Regions from separate parts of the Homo sapiens genome. Here region 2 is linked to region 1. Evidence: chromatin loops called from intact Hi-C (ENCODE). Cell type or tissue: mammary epithelial cell. All regions are shown on one strand. Each heading gives the region's core, and the rest is flanking DNA. Links, peaks and the distances in the headings are about the cores only.

Region 1 (2,912 bases), core at 304-2,803:
ATTTCGCAGCGGAGGGAGAGCACAGCACAGCACTCCCAGGATGAGTCCTGCCTGGGTCTCCCGCGCCGAACCCGCAGCACGAAGTTCTTTTTAAGAAGAGAAACTCGAAAATCCTGGAGGGTAACAGAGGCAGCCAGGGCGGGGCGGAGTGCGGAGGCGGCTGCCAGGGACTGGGGCCGAGGCGGCGGCCAAGGTGGCCTGAAGCTGTGACACCCAGCCTCCTCCTCCTCCTCCTCATGGCCGCGCTCAGCCTCACCTCCCCGCCCGGGCCTCCTGCCTCCGCCCCCGGGTGCCGGGCTGCGGAGCTGACGCTGGGACGCCCGGCGGCGGCGAGGACGCTCACCTGGCCAAGCCTCCTTCTCCTCCTCCCCCTCCCGCCCCCACCTGTCCTCCTCCTCTCTGAGTTGGGAAGCGTAGGGATCCGTAGGCGAGGAAATAACGACCCCTGCAGTTGTATTGCGGAAAATCTCGACAGCGGCGCTAGTTGCGGGCGATGGAAGCCAGGCAACTGGGGGTTCTGGGGAGTTCAGGAAAATAGCAGAGGAGCAGGAAGGGCGCGCGCGACCTGGAGAGTCTGTGTGCCCCCACCGCGCCCCAGTCCCCGGGGCCCAGCCCTTCCCCTCGGCGCCCTGGACGCACTGCCGGAACCCGGCTGAGAGGCTGCAGGCTGCGCGCGGACCTGGGGAGCAGGGAGGGTCGGCGGAGGCTGCCGGCGGCTGGCGGTTTCGGGCAATAATCCCTGCCTCTCTTTCTCTGTGTGTCTGCTGTGTCTGCTCCTTCCCCGCCCCCCGGAAGCAGGAGAAGAACTGCCCCGGAGCGCAGCAGCCACCCTCCGACCATGCCCCGGTGAGGGGGGCGGACTTCGAGGGCAACTTGCCGCGGACTGCCTGGGCTTAGCCAGCGAGCTACGCGCTCCCGGGAGCCCGGAATTGCACGGCGCAGCCCGGCGGGGGGCTATCGTCTATGTCTTCTTGGGGCGCCAGACGAATCGGGGTCTCGTTTTTGCTGGAAGAGCCCAGTGTTGGTGGCTTCAGGTGGCTGCTGCCGCCGCCGCCGCCGCCGCCGCTGCTAGTGCGGTTTCCGCCGCTGGTGCGAAGAGAAGAGACACGCGAGCGGGGAGACCTCCAAGGCAGCGAGGCATCGGACATGTGTCAGCACATCTGGGGCGCACATCCGTCGAGCCCGAGGGGAGATTTGCCGGAACAATTCAAACTGCGATATTGATCTTGGGGGTGACTGTCCCTGGCCGGCTGTCGGGTGGGAGTGCGAGTGTGCACTCGCTCGGAAGTGTGTGCGAGTGTGTATGTGTGTGTGCCGTGTCGGGCTCCCCCCTTCCCCCCGTTTTCCCGTCGAGTGATGCACTTGGAATGAGAATCAGAGGATGGAAATAGTCTGGGAGGTGCTTTTTCTTCTTCAAGCCAATTTCATCGTCTGCATATCAGGTACGGGACGCGCCGAAGTCACTGGCTGATTTGGATTATGTTGTGATGTCTGGGGTGTATGGGGTTTTATTGTATATAGCCGCGGGGCAGAGAGAGGGGTGGCGAGACCCTTTGAGTTCTGCGGGTTTGCCGCCTTCAGAATCAAAAATCTTCTCAGCCCAAGGGTGTGTGAATGTGTGTGTTTTGCGGGGGGGGGTGGTTAGGATCTGTGTGCAGTCCTAGAAGGGTGAAGGAAAAAGTGGTGGGGGATGAGAAAGAAGAGGCAGATGGGTGTTGATTTTCAACTGCTTTCCTGGCTGAGAACTCTGGCGCCGAAATCCGAGCCTTGGCAACAACCACCCCCATCCCCTGGCTTTCAAAGTTCCCAGACTCGGTGGTTCCTGGCTGGCAAAATGGACGCGGGGCCCTGCCCGGGTATCTAACCACTTTCAAGAGACTGCGGGAGGATGCGGGACTGGAGAGTACCAGCAGGGATCAGAGATATGTCCTCCATGCCTTACCCAAACACATCAGGACTGATTGTGATGCTTTGAAACCTGCTGACACACCCTCCTCTACCCCCCCAATTTTCTTGTTAAAGCACTACAGTGTCACAAATACCACTTTCTTTACATCACGGTGTTTTTTAATTCCCAGTAGCAAGGATGTGCTGGCTCAGACCTCTCAGTCTACTTGGGCCTGTCTGTGCTTTTAAGAGCAAACGGGATTTCAGGGTGTTGAGGTGAAAGAGGTTGGGCTTGTGGACACCTGTGCCTGAGTGTGTTAGGACGAGTTCTGGTTTTTGAGCACTGTCTTTGTTGATGCAGGGAATTGGGGTTGGGAGGAAGCTGGGAGGGAAAGGGGAAAGCCCCTGGACCAGCAGTATTCCCCAGTTCAGTGGCTCCTCCCATTGAAGGCACCCACCCCATTTCCCTTCACACCTGCCACTTAAGCACCCAAGGAAAAGCCCATTTGTAGTGCTCCCTTCTGCCTGCATTCTTCTGCAGAAGTGGGGACTCGGCCAACTTCCCATGAAGTCATCAGAAGAGGAGAGCAGGATATTGCCCCTTTGAGCAGCCACATTTAAGCAGCACTGGGGTGGAGAGACATGTTTCCTGCCTCTTCCTTCAGCCCTGTCAATCCCCTCCCTTTAAGCCAGACCTGATTCTGGATAGGAGAAAACAACCCTAGTTCTGCCCTCACCCTGGACTCTGTTCCAAATCCCAGTCTGGCTTCCAATTTTCTCCTCATAGGGAAGGAATGGGACTCTTATCCGAAATCATTCTGTGTGGGGCTTGGCTACCCTATTAAGAAATTTGTCTCTGTGATACATCAGTGAGATGTGTTGTGTACCTGGCAGACAAGAAAATGTGCCCTGGGGTCACCCCAACTCCTCTAGTGGGACTTCTATTATTCCATTCTGCATCTAGGAGTGAAAATTCTCAAGTGACTTGTAAAGGTTTATATCAGTCATATGTCCAGATATGAAGT
Region 2 (2,912 bases), core at 285-2,784, 78 kb before region 1:
ATGCTAGACACTTTGCTGAATATTTTATATAATTTATCTCAATGAATACAACAAACTTATAGGGGAGATACTATTTTTATTCCCCACTTAACAGATGGGAAAAAAATAAGGCTCAGAATTACTAAGCACTCGAACAAGGTCCCATGGCTAATCATTGATAACACCAGGATTTAAACCTTTTTTTTTTCCTGAGGCCAGAAAATGCACTCTTAGTCAATATACTCTAAATAACGTGCCTCTTCCACTTGAAGACTATGATGCAATTTCCTAAGAGGCATATTTAGATGATAGGGTTACTTAGGCCCAGAATGATGGCTCACGCCTGTAATCCCAGCACTTTGGGAGGCTGAAGTGGGTGGATCACTTGAGCCCAGGAGGTCAGAACCAGCCTGGGCAATGTGATGAGACCCCATCTCTACAAAAAAATACCAAAAAATTAGCCAGGTGTAATGGAGAGTGCCTATAGTCCCAGGTACTTGGGAGGCTGAGCTGGAAGGATTGCTTGAGCCCAGGAGGTTGAGGCTGCAGTGACCCGAGATCATGGCACTGCCCTCCACTCTTGGTGATAGAATGATACCCTGTCAAAAAAAAAAAAAAGTAGATAATAGGGTTATTCAAATGTTTAATTTATTATTTATAACATTCTATCTATCCTATTATTTAAATTAATTGAGGTGTGCAAAAATGTGGGAATTGCATGTCAGGATCCTGCCTTTGTCACCAGTTTATATATTGAGACAACTTCTACCTCATGTAGCCCATCGATTACTCTGTTCTCTTTCCTATCTCTGCATCCCACTTTGTTTTTTTCTTCAAGCACCATTGGCTTTTGACACAGTTTTAGACTTCCCTCTCCAACTCAATGCTAAAGTTTACGTTTTGACATGCCTAAAGGTTTTGTCCCTTTTTGTCAAATGACACTTGTACCCTCCTTCTCCCAAATGTAGCCCCCAAATGACTCAAACTACCTGGACTTACCCTACCCAGTCTTCCCCCTAGGAAACAGGAAACTGACTATGACCAGTTATGGAATTTCAACTGATTTTACTATACTTTCATACCTTTTTTTCCTGCTTGACTGATGGGCAATAATATATGGAGATCCCACACAGGAAATGTCAAAACCCAGAAGACTCTGCCAGCATTTCAGGTCATTTTCAGTCTACAGCTAGGGCAGGCAAAACAGGGAGCCAATTACAATAAGCCAATTATAGGCCCCTGACCAAGAGCTGAGTCTGACTCAGGCTTACGACAGTGTGAAGTAAGAAGTTTAATGAGAAGTAAGAAAAACAGTTTGCTTTCTATTTTCTGGCTTTCCCTGACTGGAGACCTATTGCCTGATTCCATGTGTTCAACCATTGTAAGGCAGGGCCTGTAATGGGCTGTTTGCCATTCCCCAGGGAAGCACAACTGAGCTGAGTCTGGCATCTGTTTGCAGCTAATAAGGTCAGATTGTGAATGCCCAATCACAAGTAGAATAATAATATATGGTCACTCAAAGTGAGGGAATTAAATTCCCGTAAGTCACACCATTAAATACTAATAATAAAGCGTCAGCACCCTCTGATCTAATAATATATCTGATTCCTTAAAGAGAGTGAAAAGTAATACCTGGCAATGAGTGCTTTGGTTCATACTCCTAGTTATTTACCATACCCAGGGCGCTTGGGGGCTCTGTCCAAAGCCGTACACAGAAGTTGGAGCCCCTGACTGATAAAGTTAATATGTCTATTTGCTTCATTAAAGTAATCTAATTTTTCTTTTTAAACAAAATCCTGATTCACAAAATTTCTAATTGATCTTCCCTGCTGTGTTTGTCCCTACTGGTATTTTTTCTTTATATAAATATATGCACAAAGTAGTCTGTGTTCACAATACTGTAGCTTTTGGTTCAATTAAGCATTATCTTGTATGTTTCTGTTCTTGGCATATGCTGATACCTCTTCCTGAGACTCCTCCCTCTTTTCTGGACCTGTCAGACTCCTATTCATACTTCAGTAACCAACGTGAATGTCACTCATTTGGGAATTCCTCCCCAGCTGCTCATGTAAACCTCATCATTTCGTGTAGTGAAGATTTCTAGGCATAACCACAGTGATACTGAAAACTACTATTCTCTTTTTTACTTTATGGACAAATCTATCCAAAGCCACATGAGACTATAGTTTTCTTTGACTTTCATCAGTCTTTGATTTCATACATAGAAACCAAAGAACTTAGCATGTGCTGTTTATTACCAACTAGTAATGTTTATTACCATTTCTTCAAAATCTGTACTCTAATAACTGCCAAAACTAGAAATGATCCATCAATAGAAGATGGCATTTTAATACTCTACAAAGACACAGTTTAAACTCTCTTCCCTATTTCAAAATTTATATTTGTGTTAAAGTGAATTGAGCCCTGTATTTTCTCACTATACTGAACTAAAAGACTAAATGTTCTTCTATGTATTGAGCTAATATCCACAGGACAAATATTTCTGGTGTAATACCCATTGCTATTGACATATGGGCACACCATTACTTTAAAAAGTAAAGCATTTCCATTGCAGAATATCTCTAACATTTGATGAGTCTGTATTGATTAGTAGAACCCTGTGCTTGGTACCAAGGAGAATGTTGATGCTAGACAGGGATGTCCTCTTAGGCAAGTTTCAGTGTGAAGGGAAACTTCACATTTGCATCACAGCCTGTCTGAGATGATCAGACAAATTCACATTAGGTTGAAGGATAGAAATCCAAAATACAAATGTAAATTAACAATAGGATCTTAACTTCTTGGAACATGAAATGCTCACATTGCCAGTCTGGCGAGGAGTCAGAATTCAGGGGTGCCTCACTTAAACTCTGGGAAAGCCCAAGTAACTAGACTGTTTTTATATTCCAGATTTCATTTTTGGACAAGGTTAT

What was found. Hi-C counts contacts between places; a loop is a spot of excess contacts. Peaks named below come from ENCODE experiments on the same cell type or tissue, not always from the same donor. Only the 100,000 strongest peaks of a DNase experiment are listed, where the experiment ranks them.
Region 2: a loop joins it to region 1, with 2.5 times the contacts of the local background. A loop is called at or near these places in 2 of 110 quality-filtered maps.

What each region holds. Positions count from the first base shown.
Region 1 is chr17:52,156,256-52,159,167 of GRCh38, reverse strand. It overlaps CA10 (carbonic anhydrase 10), which reads left to right and starts at 454. Exons shown (of 9, transcript NM_020178.5): 1 at 454-1,442. The coding sequence starts at 1,382. In mammary epithelial cell, for the core only: no CTCF peak of the experiment used is centred there; no DNase peak of the experiment used is centred there; H3K4me3 peaks cover 952 bases; H3K27me3 peaks cover 1,056 bases.
Region 2 is chr17:52,234,093-52,237,004 of GRCh38, reverse strand. It overlaps LOC105371829 (a long non-coding RNA gene), which reads right to left. Exons shown (of 3, transcript XR_934859.2): 2 at 1,062-1,168; 3 at 57-578. Among named protein-coding and RNA genes, the nearest start is that of CA10, 77 kb to the right of the region's middle. In mammary epithelial cell, for the core only: no CTCF peak of the experiment used is centred there; a DNase peak (open chromatin) is centred at 1,234; H3K27ac peaks cover 899 bases.